Linked DNA regions of Homo sapiens: all the other regions are linked to region 2. A link is a contact called in ENCODE Hi-C or POLR2A ChIA-PET data. All regions are on one chromosome and are shown on one strand. The core of a region is the stretch at or near the end of the contact, and the rest is flanking DNA. Distances in the headings are between cores, read along the strand shown. Region 1 holds the start of SEZ6 (seizure related 6 homolog). Region 2 holds the start of FAM222B (family with sequence similarity 222 member B). Region 3 holds the start of PIPOX (pipecolic acid and sarcosine oxidase).

Region 1 (4,752 bases), core at 1,333-3,832, 160 kb after region 2:
GCTACATCCTGCAGTCTGCATCCTGCCTATGAGCAAAGCTCTGAGGGCCTCATCAGAGAGGTGGCGGGGCTGAAAGGCTGAGGGATGCACCCCTCGGGCCGAAAAGGCTCATAGCCTGAGGTCTTTGCTCCTTTAGGCTCGCCTTCACAAAGCTAAAGTGCCCAGGAACCCCGGGATGGCCAAATGCGCTGCTCCCCACTGAGATGACTCACTATCCCAATGGTTGGGACCTCCAGTCCAGCCGAGGAGAGAGGAGCCTCTGGCTACCCAGCTCTGACATCCCAGCCCTCTCATCCTCAGGCTTGGCACTTCGGGGCTGCCTCTTCGTCTCCCTTGGGGAGTGAAAATAGAGGTCTTTCCCAACAGCCAGACTCCTACCCCACATATCCCACTGGCAGGTGCCTCCATGGGCACTGGAGATCCTGATAGTCAGGAAGGGACACTGCCCAGGGACACACAGACTTGAGGCCACAGAGTGAGCAGATTCCTCCTAACACTCACACCCACATCCCCATCAGGGCTGGTGGGACTCCTGGCCACACCAGCCTTCCTCCTGGATTCCCACAGTCTCACTCTAGCCCTGCAGGGAGCTCTCTGGCTGAGGCTGCACCCACACACTAGTGGCCTCACACAGTCCTCACACCCATTCACTGCTGACCCCTCACCCAAGATTCGGACCACTTGAAGTGCAGACACACTGGGACTGGCTCCTCTAGTCATGCAGGGCCCTGATTACTCTCACATTCAGACCCACAAACTCACACACAAGGCCTTGACTAACTGCCAGGGGACAGACACAGGCCCTGCGCCCCAGGGGAGCTGTCCAGCGCCAGGACCCATCAGGACCCAAGATAGGTTCGGAATTCCTAGGGACATCCCCAGGCAGCTAGGCAGGGATTCACACTTCTCCTTCCCGGTCTTCATCCCTGGGGTGGGTCTTGCAGGACTCTTCCCCTCTCCCCAGAACGTGAGCACACGGTTTCAAGTTCTGGGCGCTGCCGGAGGATCCAGCATGGGCAGCCCGGTAGCGGGGTGAGGACACTGGGCTGTGTGCAAGTGGAGCTAGAGGCTCAGAAAAAGGCTTCTGCGTCTCCGGGGCCACAGTTTTTCTTCCTGGATGAAGAAAACTGCCGTCCGGGGGCCCAGCCTGTCCCTGGCCGCGCTGCCTTGACCTCGGCAGCGGCCTGGAAAGATCGAGCAGGGAGGTTAGAAACTCCCACCCTCACACTTCACATCAGGCCCTTCAAACCATATGGCAAGGGATGGCAGGTCTCAACTCCAAGTGCGGTTCTGCCGACCCTACCAGCCTACTGCAGCGGGAGAAGGACGTGGGTGCCAGTAGCTTCCATGAGAGCTTGTTTGAGCCAGGACGGCAGGTCCAGACAAGACTCTTCCCCGAGGCACGGAACCCCTATCCTCTCCCCAACACTCCCTTGCCGCTCACACCATGGCCAAGCTTCCCTCTACCCAAGACCGACGAAGTTGGGGACCAGACTCCTAGAGGGGGCGCGGGGATTCTCAGGGTGTGGGGAACAGGTCCTCCAGAGACAAATCTGCCTTGCAGGTGGGGAGTGGACCAGGGCCGGGCAGGAAGGCAGGCCGGGAGGGAGGCAGAGCTCGGGGCAGTGGTGTGTGTGTGTGTGTGTGTGTGTGTGTGTGTGTGTGTGTACAAGGAAAGGACTTTGGGGAGGACAGAGTCTCTATCCCAGGATCTCCGCTGCTGCAGCCGAGGGCAGAGCCAGGAGCCAGATAGGGGGTCCAGGCCCTTGGAGTTTCTCTCTAGAATTGTGCTCTAGGTCCCGACTCTGGCGTGGCAGCGCCAGGGCATGGGGAGGTGAGCGAGGTCCCAACCCCGGGTCCGGCCGCCATCCGGCCCCGTCTCCCCTCAGTAAGAACACTAGAGGCCCTGGAACCGGCGGCAAAGTCGAGCGAAGTTTGGCGGGCGGCAGGGGAAGCGGGACCACGGGCCGCCAGCTGGACCGTCCCGACTCACTGCCTTGCGCCCCCCGGCACGCGCCCCAGCACCCTGAGATGCCTAGAGTGTGGCGAGGTAGCGCGCGGGTGAGCGCGTGTGTGCGGGGAGTGGGTGGCGTGATGAATTGCATCAGAGAAATCCCATTAGATCTGGGGAGATGATTAAAGACGAGGTCTCGGCCGGGCGCGAATGGCGGGAGCCGCGGCAGCTTCCCGCCCGCGAAGCCCGCGCCCCGCCCGGCTTGGCCGGCGCCGGGGGCAGCGCAGCCGGCGGGGCGCGGTGCTTGGACTGGGCAGCCAGATGCCCGAAGCTGGGCACCGGGTCTCCCTTCCCACCCCTGGGGCCCCGCTCCCGCCCCCGTCCTGCCGCCGGATGCCGGGGTCCCTTACCGTGAGCCAGGAGCGCCAGCAGCGAGGGCAGGAGCAGCAGGGCTACCGGGCGCATGGTGCTGGTTGCGGCCGCGCCCTGGGCTGGGACCGCGGCGGGAGGGCGGGGGGCTTGGTGGGGCTTGGGCGCGGGGGCAGAGCCGGGTCCGGCCGGGTAGAGGGAGCGGGGCCGCAGCCGTCACCGCCGCTGCCGCCGCCAGCGCCTGACAGAATCAGCACCACGGCCAGCGCCTGGCGACGGCGCCGGGGATCGCCGAGCGGGGCTGGGGGCGGGGGCGCGGGAGGAGCGGCTTACCGTAAAGTCTCATGCAAAGGCGCAGAGACCCAGGGGCAGGAGCCCAGGCTCCCGCTCCACCGCGACTGCCCTACTCATGTGGGCACACGGCCCCTGCCCTTCTGCGCTGCCCACCCCCAGCCAAGCATGCCACCCTCTTTCCCGTTAACGGCCTGCTAAGGAACCTCAATTAATAGCTCACTGTAGCCTTCTGATTCTCCATGAGAAAGAGCAACACTTTCCCCACCCCTCTCCACCCAATCCTGGTACCTGAGGGCGTCAAGGGTGACCTGGGAAGACATCCGAGAGTGAGGCAGCTGGTGAGGCCCGCGTGCCCTTGTGGCAGTTCCGTCTTGGGACGATAATGAAGATGGCTTTTGAGCGTACAAAGGATAATAAATTATTACTTTGCGCTCAATAAATGCCAGGGCTCCAGGCAGCTGCATCAGCAGCAAACTGTGCTCACAGAAAAGCTTAATTATCCTGATATTATAGTTAAAAGCCAGTGGCACTCGCATCCTGGGGAGACATTCTTCACTTGGCAGGAGGCAACCTGGGCCAAGCTGTGGGCAGCTGAAGGTAGTATCCTGGGTCCCCACGTAGCCCTGGGTCTCCAGGACTCTGCCTTGGCCCCTCTGCAGGACCAGAGAAGCCACAGTGACAGTCGATACAGACCCTTCATGCCATCTCTGCCCAGGTTTCTGGAATTGGTGGAGAAAATGGCATAGGCATGAGAGAGGGTTTCCTAGAGCTGTTATTTTATTTTATTTTATTATTGTTTTTAGAGACAGGGTCTCTGTTGCTTAGGCTGGAAATGCAGTGGCACAATTATATTAATAGCTCACCCAAACTCCTGGGCTCAAGAGATCCTCCCACTTCAGCCTCTCAAGTAGCTAGAACTACAGGCATGCACCCCCAAGCCTGGCTAATTTTTAAATTTTTTGCAGAGATAAGGTCTCATTATGTTGCCCAAACTGGTCTTGAAATCCTGGCCTCAAGAGATCCTCCCGCCTTGGCCTCCCAAAGTGCTGGGATTACAGGCATGAGCCACTGTGCCCTACGGCTGTTTTAGATAGAGACTTGAAGGAGGCCCAGGGGTGTAGCCTGTACTATTAAAGGCATGGAAAAATAACTTTCCAGGGCCCTGCTTGGGCTGAGGAGCCCCAGTGAGTCACAGGACAGCAAGGGGGCAGTCACAGCTGTGCCATCCTGAGGCTGCTCTTTAAAGGCAGGGGCTCATGGATGGGCTCACTTGAAGAGCTTTAATGGGTACAATGGGACAGGATCCTATGGCTGATGTTATTATTCCCTGTAGAGGAATAGGAGGGCTGAACTCCCTATTGCCCCTGGGAGAAGGGCAGTTTTTTGTTTAGTTTCTTTTTACATGAACTTGGTTGCTCTCCAAAGCTTCCAGACTCCAGTCATTGTCCAGTGTCCTTCCTGACCCTCATCCTGGAAGCAGGTGGTGAAATTTCTGCTCAAGTTCCTTAGAGAGTGTTTTGGTCCTCTTGACCAGAGTCTCCCAACTCTGCTGGTTGGATTCTCTCCAGACCCTCTTCTTGTGGGCTCTGGGGAGCTGTGATGACTGCTGTAAAGAGTCCCAGGCAGCAGGCAGATGGCGTGTGGAATTAGGAAGACGCTGGGATTTCTGGACAGTTGTTTTGAGAAGCTGAGGAAAAAGAGGGCAGCAGCAGAAGGATGGCAGGAAGAAGGAGGAGCTGATGCAAGAATCAGGGGTGAGGAGAGGAAGCCAGGAAAGAAGGTGCAAGAGGGGAGGCAGAAAGAGAGTTGCCAACAGAGGAAGGGAAGAGACACAGAGGTAGAAGGTTGTGTGACCGGGGGAAGTTTAGGAAAATGCTGGCAAATGTCATGAGATTCCTCTTTTCCTCCTTGAAAGTATTCCTGGGCTCCTCTAGTATTCCTGGTCCCTCATGGCTAGGCAGCTTGGGCAAGGGGAGTGAGTCATGACCTAGGGATGAATCTTGTATTGCCAGGATGATTCATGGGGATTTGGAGGTTGGTGGCAGGCTTGTCTGACTCTCTTAGCAACAGGGCTCCTTGATGGGCTGGGCACTATGCACATAAAGGAGGGGGAGAGAAGCCATCCTGGAACTTGT
Region 2 (4,587 bases), core at 325-2,824:
ACCCGGGAGGCGGAGGTTGCTGTGAGCCGAGATGATGCCACTGCACTCCTGCCTGGCGACAGAGCGAGACTCCGTCTCAAAAATAAAATAAAATATAATAAACAAATTATATTTTCACATCCCTCACTGGGCAGCCCTCCCAGCTTGTCTCAAACTAGTTTTCTTAACTCTTTTTTCCAGACGGAGTCTCGCACTGTCACCCGAACTGGAGTGCAATAGCACTATCTCGGCTCACCGCAACCTCTGCCTCCCGGGTTCGAGTGATTCCCCTGCCTCAGCTTCCCAAGCAGCTGGGATTACAGGCGCCCGCCACCACACCCGGCTGATTTTTTGTATTTTTAGTAGAGACGGGATTTCACTACGTTGGCTAGGCTGGTCTCCAACTTCTGACCTCGTGATCCGCCCGCCTCGGCCTCCCAAAGTGCTGGGATTACAGACATGAGCCACTGCACCCGGCCTTTTCTCAACTCGTTAAAGCACATTAGTGCCAACTGTGTTATAAGGCAACATGAGTTAGCTATGTTCAGAAAATATTTTAATAGATTGGCCCTCCATCCTTTCGGGTGAGGAGCTGCAAACCGTTTGTAAAAACGCCGGAGTACGGTATTTTTCCTACAGAAGTCTGATGGCTAATTTATCACATTACAGAACTGGTAGTTCTGCACATGGTCTGCTGTGCCCATAAAGAAAGCACATATGTGTCTACTGAGGTTTTACAAACAATACGCTTCTTATCTTAACAGAGAAATCAGTCATTCCATTAACAACGGTAAGGTCTAAATTCCACTAACATTGTTGGTGATACATTAACATCAACATAGTACTTACAATTCACAATTTGCATAAACAATCTCAATTACATAGGTGATGCTTGCAATAGCCCGTTTGAAGCATGACATCTTCCTGGTGTTCAGAAAGGTTAAGTGGGACCTGCCCAAGGTTACCTAACAGCTTTATCAATGGTGGACTTCCTTTCGAACCTGCCTGACTCTAAGCCCCTAGCTCTTTTCCCTAGACCCCTCCCGGCTTTCAAAAGAGGGTTCCCGACTCCCATCCTCTACCCAGAGCAGCCTATTACTCCGGGAGACCGACCCTTCCCCTGCCTGGTTCAGAGGTGGCTTCTTAAGCTCCAGCAGAGCTTTCATCCTCCACCACCCTCCCCCCGCAATCATTCTCTGAAAGAAGCGGAAAGGAGAGGCGACCAAAAGCTCCTGGAGGAAGGGATGATACAAATGGGCTGCTTCACTCCACAGCACGCAACCCCGTCCCCCTCCACCAAGCTGTCCAGCTCTGCGGCCGGCGACCGGGCCACCCGTGCCCCAAATTCTCCCATCATCACCTCAAACTGTACCTCCCCCACGCCCTTCCGTCTCCCACAGTCAGAGCCCACCCCACAAAGTCATGTATCCTTCCGCTAAGTTACCCTCTTCCCACGCGTTGTCCACTCCCCCTCCACCACTACTCACGGTCGGTGACTGGGCCCGGCCCTCATGGCTGCTCCTTTGCCGCCCGCCGCCCGCCGCCACCACTTCTCCACTGCCCGGCCCCTCAGTCACCGGCGCAGCTGTGGGGACTACCCGGAGCCGCTCCTGCGCCTGCGCAGCGTGTAGCGCCTGGGCCCTTTCGGGCCGCACGCGCCTGCGCAGCCCCTGCCGGGGGCGTCTTCCTCAGTGCCTGATGGTCTGGACCCCTGGGTCTCTAGTGGACATGGGAGCTGGCCTTGAAGAATTCTGAGGCTTAGAGAATTTGGCGGCTGCCTCAGGGTACGCCTCTGGAGTACCGTGCCTAGGTTACTAAACCCTTGGATCGCGCTTCCCCAAGGAGCCACAGACTTACTGGCTCTTCCAGAATTCTGCATCCTACTTGCACTTAAAGGCCTGAATTCAGGTGCTCTGAGGTGACCACTGATGATAAATTTGGGTCTTTTTTTTTTTTTTTCTGAGTCGAAGTTTCGCTCTTGTTGTCCAGGTTGGAGTGCAATGGCGTGATCTCGGCTCAAACAACCTCCGCCTCCCGGGTTCAAGCGATTCTCCTGCCTCAGCCTCCCGAGTAGCTGGGATTACAGGCATGCACCACCACGCCCAGCTAATTTTGTATTTTTAGTAGAGACGGGGTTTTATCATGTTGGTCAGGCTGGTCTCGAACTCCCGACCTCAGGTGATCCACCCACCTCAGCCTTCTAAAGCGCTGGGATTACAAGCATGAGCCACCGCGCCCAGCCTGGGTCTTTTTTTTTTTTTTTTTTTTTTGAGACGGAGTTTTGCTCTTGTTGCCCAGGCTGGAGTGCAGTGGCGCGATCTCAGCTCACTGCAACCTCCGCCTCCCGGGTTCAAACGATTCTCCTGCCTCAGCCTCCTGACTAGCTGGGATTACAGGCTTGCACCACCACGCCTGGCTAACTTTTGTATTTTTAGTAGAGACGGGGTTTCACCATGTTGGCCAGGCTGGTCTCGAACTCCTGACCTCAGATGATTCGCCCGCCCCGGCCTCCCAAAGTGCTGGGATTACAGGCCTGAGTCACCATGCCTGGTAAAATTTGGGTCTCTTTCAAGATGATCGTGTCTAGAATGTATCGGGGGTAATTATGTAAAGGCAGCTTTGCCATCCTAGAATACGCTACTAGCTAGGAGGTGCAATGAAGTCCTGGGGACCTTGTCAAGGAGGTGACCTCGCCTAGAATGCACTGGGGACACCGCTAAGTTCAGTATGTTTATCAAGCACATGCTGTTTATTGGACAGAAATGTTCTAGGCATCGCGTGTATGCTATTGAGGAATTCGCAGGCAAATAGTCCCCTGCTTTCCAGCTCTCACTGTGAGCCTGGCCCTTTTTCAAACTGGTAAAAGAAAACCACTAAAGTCCAGTGAGGCCCAACTGTCAGTCCCTAGACTACTGTGCTGCTTTGGCATAGCCTGACAAGAGACTAAGCTCAATCGAGTCCTGAGAATTCAACAAAACAGACTTGAAAGCAGCAGGCAAGAGGAGGTACAGGACTAAACTCTCTCCTCATCACCATGGCTCTTTTTTCTCTCTCAACTCCAGCGCTGGTCTCCTCTCTTCAGAGTTTGGACACATAAGGCCCAAGATACAACGTAAGGGGGAAAAAGAGAAGAAAAAAAGACAAGTTGAGTGCTCAATGAGGAATGTTAAAAAAATTTAAATAGGCCAGGTGCAGTGGCTCACGCCTGTAATCCCAGCACTTTGGGAGGCCGAGGCGGGCGGATCATGAGGTCAGGAGATCGAGACCATCCTGGCTAACACGGTGAAACCCCGTCTCACTAAAAATACAAAAAATTAGCCGGGCGTGGTGGCGGGCGCCTGTAGTCCCAGCTACTCAGGAGGCTGAGGCAAGAGAATGGCGTGAACCCGGGAGGCGGAGCTTGCAGTGAGCCGAGATCAAGCCACTGCATTCCAGCCTGGGCGACAGAGCGAGACTCCGTCTCAAAAGAAAAAAAAATTAAAAATAAAGCTGGGCATAGTGACTTATGCTTGTAATCCCAACATTTTGGGAGGCCAGGTTGGGAGGATTGCTTGAGCCCAGGAGTTAGAGACCAGCCTGGGCAACATAGGGAGACTCATCTCTACAAAAAATCTAAAAAATAGTGGCCAGGCAAGATAGCTCATGCCTGTAAACCCAGCACTTTGGGAGGTTAAGGCGGGCGGATCACTTGAAGCCAGGAATTCGAGACCAGCCTGGCCAACACGGTGAAACCCTGTCTCTACTGAAAAAATACAAAAATTATCTGGGCATGGTGGCATGCACCTGTAGTCCCAGCTACTCAGGAGGCTGAGGCAGGAAAATCGCTTGAACCCAGGAACGGAGGTTACAATGAGCCGAGATCGCACCACTGCACTCCAGCCTGGATAACAGAGTGAGACTCCATCTCAATTAAAAAAATAAATAGGGCCGGGCGCGGTGGCTCAGGCCTGTAATCCCAGCACTTTGGGAGGTCGAGGTGGGCGGATCACGAGGTCAGGAAATCGAGACCATCCTGGCTAACACGGTGAAACCTCATCTCTACTAAAAATATAAAAAATTAGCCGGGCATGGTGGCGGGCCCCTGCAGTCCCAGCTACTTGGGAGGCTGAGGCGGGAGAATGGCGTGAAGCCCGGAGGCAGAGCTTGCAGTGAGCCAAGACGGTGCCACTGCACTCCAGCCTGGGGACAGAGCGAGACTCCATCTCAAAAAAAAAAAATACAAAAATACAAAAAAATTGGCTGGGCGTGGTGGTGGGCGCCTGTAGTCCCAGCTACACGGGAGGCCGAGGCAGGAGAATGGCATGAACTGGGAAGCGGAGCTTGCAGTGAGCCGAGATCGCGCCACTGCACTCCAGCCTTGGCGACAGAGCGAGACTCTGTCTCAAAAAAAAAAGGAAAAAAAGAAAAAATAAATAAATAGGCCAGGCACAGTGGGTCACACCTGTAATCCCAGCACTTTGGGAAGCCGAGGTGGGCAGATCATAAGGTCAGGAGATCGAGACCATTCTGGCTAACACGGTGAAACCCCATCTCTACTAAAAATACAAAAAATTAGCCGGGCATGGTGGCGGGTGCCTGTAGTCCCAGCTACTTGGGGGGCTGAGGTGG
Region 3 (4,651 bases), core at 1,899-4,398, 200 kb after region 2:
GATAAGATAACAGGCGTGAGCCATCGCACCCAGCCAGTCCCAGCACTTTGAGAGGCCTACGTGGGCAGATTGCTTGAGCCCAGGAGTTTGAGACCAGCCTGGGCAGCATGGCAAAACTCTTGTCTCTACAAAAAATAAGCTGGGCGTGGTAGTGCACTCCTGTGGTCCCAGCTACTCAGGGGGCTGAGGTGGGAGGATCAGCAGAGCCTGGGAATTTGAGACTGCAGTGAGCTATGATCACACCACTGCACTCCAGCCTGGGTGACAGACTGAAATCCTGTAACAGGAAAAAAAAAAAAAAGATAAAGAAAAATCCAGTCCGATGGCACCTCCTCTCTGGGCTCCTGTTTTCCTAAGAACAAAAGGGCTAGGCTGAGAGGACAGCCAGTTGCCAAGATCAGTCTGGGGGATTACTTGTGGAATGAGAAGCATTGCTGGCGGCCTTGGCAGGCCACTGTAAGGAGGCAGGGCAGCTCCCTGTAGTCATGTGGGTTTCCTGGACCATTATTTTCTCCCACTCATTGTGGGAGAAATAGCAAAATATTGAAATCGGAATCATCATTACAAGTTCTGACTCATCCTCAGTAAAGCACAGTGGTTAAAGGAACGGATTCTGGGGCAGACAGACCTAGGTTCACAGTTCAGTGTCTTTCTTTTCTTTCTTTCTTTTTTTTTTTTTTTTTTCCATAGAGCTGGAATCTTGCTCCATTGCCCAGGCTGGAGTACAATGGTGTGATTATAGCTCACTGCAGCCTCAAACTCCTGGGCTCAAGTGACCCTCCTGCCTCAGCCTCCCAAGTAAGTAAGACTACAGGCATGCACCACCATCCCTGGCTAATTTTTAACATTTTTTGTAGAGATGCGGTCTTGCTATGTTGCCCAGACTGGTCTCAAACTTCTGGCCTCAAGTGATTCTCCCGCCTCGGCCTCTCAAAGTGTTGGGATTACAGACGTGAGCCACTGTGCCCAGCCTCAGTGTCTTTGTATACCAGGGGTGTTGCTTTGGGTAAGATAGAATCTCTCTAAGCCTTCACGTCTTCAGCCATTAAGTAATATTTTGGTTATGGCTGTGTAAAAAACCTCCCCAAAATGTTGTGGCTGAAAACAACAACCATTTTATTCTGTTTCATGGTTTTGTGGATCAGGAATGAAGCTTGACTGGGTGATTCTTCTGCACTATGCAGCATCAATTGGGTCACTTGGTACTATTTGGCTGGTGCTAGGCTGGGCTGGAGGAACCAAGATGACTTCACTTTTCTTTGAGACAAGGTCTTGCTATGTTGCACAGGTTTGTCTGGAACTCCTGGCCTCAAGCGATCCTTCCTGACTCAGCCTCCCAAACCAAGATAACTTCATTCTTATATAGAGTTCTCCACCTGGTCCCAGGTCCTCTCCATGTGAACTCTCCCATAGGGTGCCTGCACTTCTAACATGGTGGCTCAGGGCTCAGAGAGTAAGGGCTCCTTGGCCAGGTGCGGTGGCTCATGCCTGTAACCCCAGCACTTTGGGAGGCCGAGGTGGTCGGATCATGAGGTCAGGAGTTCGAGACCAGCCTGGCCAATATGGTGAAACCCCGTCTCTACTAAAAATATGAAAAATTAGCTGGGTGTAGTGGCGCTCGCCTGTAGGCCCAGCTACTCGGGAAGCTGAGGCAGAAGAATCGCTTGAACCCACGAGTCAGAGGTTGCAGTGAGCCAAGATAGTGCCACTGCTCTCCTGCCTGGATGACAAAACGAGACTCCCTCTCAAAAAAAAAAAAAAAGTAAGGGCTCCAACATAAGAAGAGGAAGCTGCCAGTCTCTTTAGGGCTGTGCCAGAAAGTGTCATGGTATCACTTTTGCCATATTTTATGGGTCAAGCAGTCACAGAGTCTGTGATAGAAGGAGTGAAAAAGAATTTGGGGCCATCCTTAATCTGCCAAAAGTAGGCATAAAAATACTCCTAAGCCAGGTGCAGTGTCTCACACCTGTAATCCAAGCTTTTGGGAGGATGAGGTGGGAGGATTGTATGAGTCCAGGAGTTCGAGACCAGCCTGAGCAACACAGTGAGCCCTCGTCTCTACAAAAAATAAACAAAATTAGCTGAGCATGGTGGCATGCGTTTGTAGTTTCAGCTACTCGGGCGGCTGAGGTAGGAGGACCCCTTGAGCCCAGGAAGTGGAGGCTACAGTGAGCCGAGTTCGTGCCACTGCACTCCAGCCTGCGTGACAGTGAGATCCCAGAGATCCTCTCAAAAACCAAAACTTCAAAAACAAAAACCCGCAGAAACTCCTAGGGCTATGAGGAGTAAATGAGATAACTCATGCAGAGGCAAATTTACCATGAAGCAAATGAAACTTCAACCATGGGGGTCCTTAATTGAACAGTTTCTTCCACATCCGGGCATCTAATTTTGTATTAATAATTCTCCTTTTTTCTTTTTCTCAAAGAGTACCCTCGAACTGTATGACAATCAAGCCCTACCCAAATGCCAGTATCAGTACTTACTAAGCATACTGCCTGGGACAGAGAGATGCTCAACACGGGGCCCCTCCAGGCACTGGGCTGGCCTGGTCCCCTCTCTGTGGCTGAGGAGAGGGCTCCTCCTCTCACTCTGCCCTTTCTGTCTTTTCAGGATCATTTCTTCTTTCTTCAAAATGAAAGTAAAACATGCTGGGAATAATTTCATAATTACAAAACTGCCCTCCCAATTGGCCCCTGCCTCTACCCCCTGACCTCACCACCCACCAGGGAGGTGGGTCTTATTCTGGGCATCGTGCCAAGTTCTTAGCGGGGCCCTCTAGAATCTCTAAAGCAAATCAGGCTGAAGAGGGGAAAACCAGCAGGGGGAGGCAGCATTCCCGGTGCCCAGTATGGTCTAGGAGGCATTGAAATTCCAGGGCCGAAGTCCTGAGACAAAGATCATAATGAGACAGGAAGGTGGCAAAGGAAGGAGCCCATTTGCATGACAATAATTGAGCCAAGAATAGAAAGCCACAGGGATGCAAGGGTGAGGCTGGCGGCTGAGCTGGGCTAAACCTCACAAATCAGACTACCCAGCTCTGCTCCGCAGGGGAAGGGAGACTGAGCCCTGGGCCAGGCTTGGCAGAGAGGGAAGCGGGAGGACACGACCCCAGGGCATTGTGGGAACACTGGCCAGGCTGGACTTTGCCTTCCTCCTCGTCCTTTAGCCGGGAGCCTGTCTTTGCTTGCCTTTGCCTTTGAGGCTCTGTGGCTGTGGGGCTGAGTGGCATCATGGCGGCTCAGAAAGATCTCTGGGACGCCATTGTGATTGGGGCGGGGATCCAGGGCTGCTTCACTGCATACCACCTGGCCAAACACAGGAAGAGGATCCTCCTGCTGGAGCAGGTACTGTGTCCCTTCTGCACCCCCAGCTGTAAGGACTGTCCTACCCTCCTCCCCTGCAGAAGGGTTTTCAGAGCCAGCAGGCTACAGGGCAAGGCCAAAGGGACTGAATCATCAAAAATTCTGTGTAATTTGTATCTTAGCTGCCTAGTGTGTTTCATGGCAATTCAAAGAAGTTTCACATCCCTCATACCCACATTGGGTTTCTAGGCACATTTCCTCTTTCTACTGCTTCCCAGTTCCTGCCCTTGACCAAGCGTCCTAGGCCCTGTTCTCTTCCTTCTCACTACTCTTTCCCTTCTGTGCCCAAATGGTTGATCCCCACCCCAGAAAAATAATTGGTTCTGCTCTAGGTAACCTAAAGTAAAGATAATTTTGCCTAGAGGCAAAGGTTGATTTATCAGCCTAAGAGGTAGGATTCTGTCTTGCATATTCCTGGCCTCTCACACCAGAACCCAGCAGAAGCTTCTGTTTTTTTTTTTTATTTTTTATTTTTTGCCACCTCCAGATAATAGCAGCCTCCTTGTTTGACACATGATAAGTGAGACTGAGGCCTTATTTTTCCTGCTACGCAGTGCAGTCTGCAGTGACCACTGCATATGTGGGTGGGCCCTGTGTGTCTGCAGGGTCCTTCGAGGACAGGGCCACCCAGCTATCCACTGCAGTGGACTCTCCCTTTCCATTCTGCCTGCAGCTACCCAGGCTGGCTATGGTTTGCTCTTCTTGGTAATGAGCCAGAGTAGTTAGAAACCTTCTTCATTTCTCTATCAGTTTTCTCAAAGCCCAAGGGATTCCTGGTTCATCCTCTCAGGAAACTCATTGTTGCTGAATCCTGAGGTGGTTCTCTTACCCTGAGTGATCTGTAGCCACAGAGAAATAAAGTCAGCATCAGTTTCCTTGTTCATAAAATGAAGGGGCTGGAGTAGTTGAACTGGAAGGTTTTTTCTAATTTTGCTTCTTTGTGAATCTAAGTGAGGTGAGATTGCAGCAGGATGGTTGAAGACTAGCTAACAAAAGAACTTCTGGATGTGAACAACGTTAGCAAAAAGGAAGCCTAAGTTAGTGCTATTGAAGAACTTCTATCTTGATTGCCAAGTCAGTAAATTGGTCATAAAGAGAGAATTTGGAAAGATTGTGTGAATTTTTTTTTGTGGGGGGACAGGATCTCACTCTATTGCACGGGCTGGAGTGCAGTGGTACTATCATAGTTCACTACAGCCTCAAACTCCTGGGCTCAAACAGTCCTCCTACCTCAGCCTTCCAAGTAGCTGGGACTACAAGTGCCACCACACCTGATAGTTTTTAAA

Evidence for each region. A loop is a pair of places that touch in the nucleus more often than their neighbours do. ChIA-PET counts read pairs that join two places held with the same protein, here RNA polymerase II (POLR2A). Pooled maps may share reads with other maps.
Region 1: a loop to region 2 is called in a pooled map, with 2.2 times the contacts of the local background. The contact joins the promoter of SEZ6 here to the promoter of FAM222B in region 2. A Hi-C loop is called at or near these places in 1 of 50 pooled maps. POLR2A ChIA-PET finds 5 or more read pairs at or near these places in 3 of 52 experiments (A673, Panc1 and activated CD4-positive, alpha-beta T cell).
Region 3: a loop to region 2 is called in a pooled map, with 2.7 times the contacts of the local background. The contact joins the promoter of PIPOX here to the promoter of FAM222B in region 2. A Hi-C loop is called at or near these places in 1 of 50 pooled maps. POLR2A ChIA-PET finds 5 or more read pairs at or near these places in 3 of 52 experiments (HEK293T, PC-9 and activated CD4-positive, alpha-beta T cell).

What each region holds. Positions count from the first base shown.
Region 1 is chr17:29,003,451-29,008,202 of GRCh38, forward strand. It overlaps SEZ6 (seizure related 6 homolog), which reads right to left and starts at 2,583. Exons shown (of 17, transcript NM_178860.5): 1 at 2,365-2,583. The coding sequence starts at 2,419. All of the region lies in intron 2 of LOC105371716 (a long non-coding RNA gene), which reads left to right. RefSeq lists enhancers at 1-370, 371-995 and a silencer at 2,346-2,529.
Region 2 is chr17:28,841,216-28,845,802 of GRCh38, forward strand. It overlaps FAM222B (family with sequence similarity 222 member B), which reads right to left and starts at 1,575. Exons shown (of 3, transcript NM_001077498.3): 1 at 1,467-1,575. RefSeq lists an enhancer at 1,154-1,668 and a silencer at 1,354-1,543.
Region 3 is chr17:29,039,993-29,044,643 of GRCh38, forward strand. PIPOX (pipecolic acid and sarcosine oxidase) reads left to right here and starts at 3,149. Exons shown (of 8, transcript NM_016518.3): 1 at 3,149-3,347. The coding sequence starts at 3,234. RefSeq lists an enhancer at 2,628-3,516.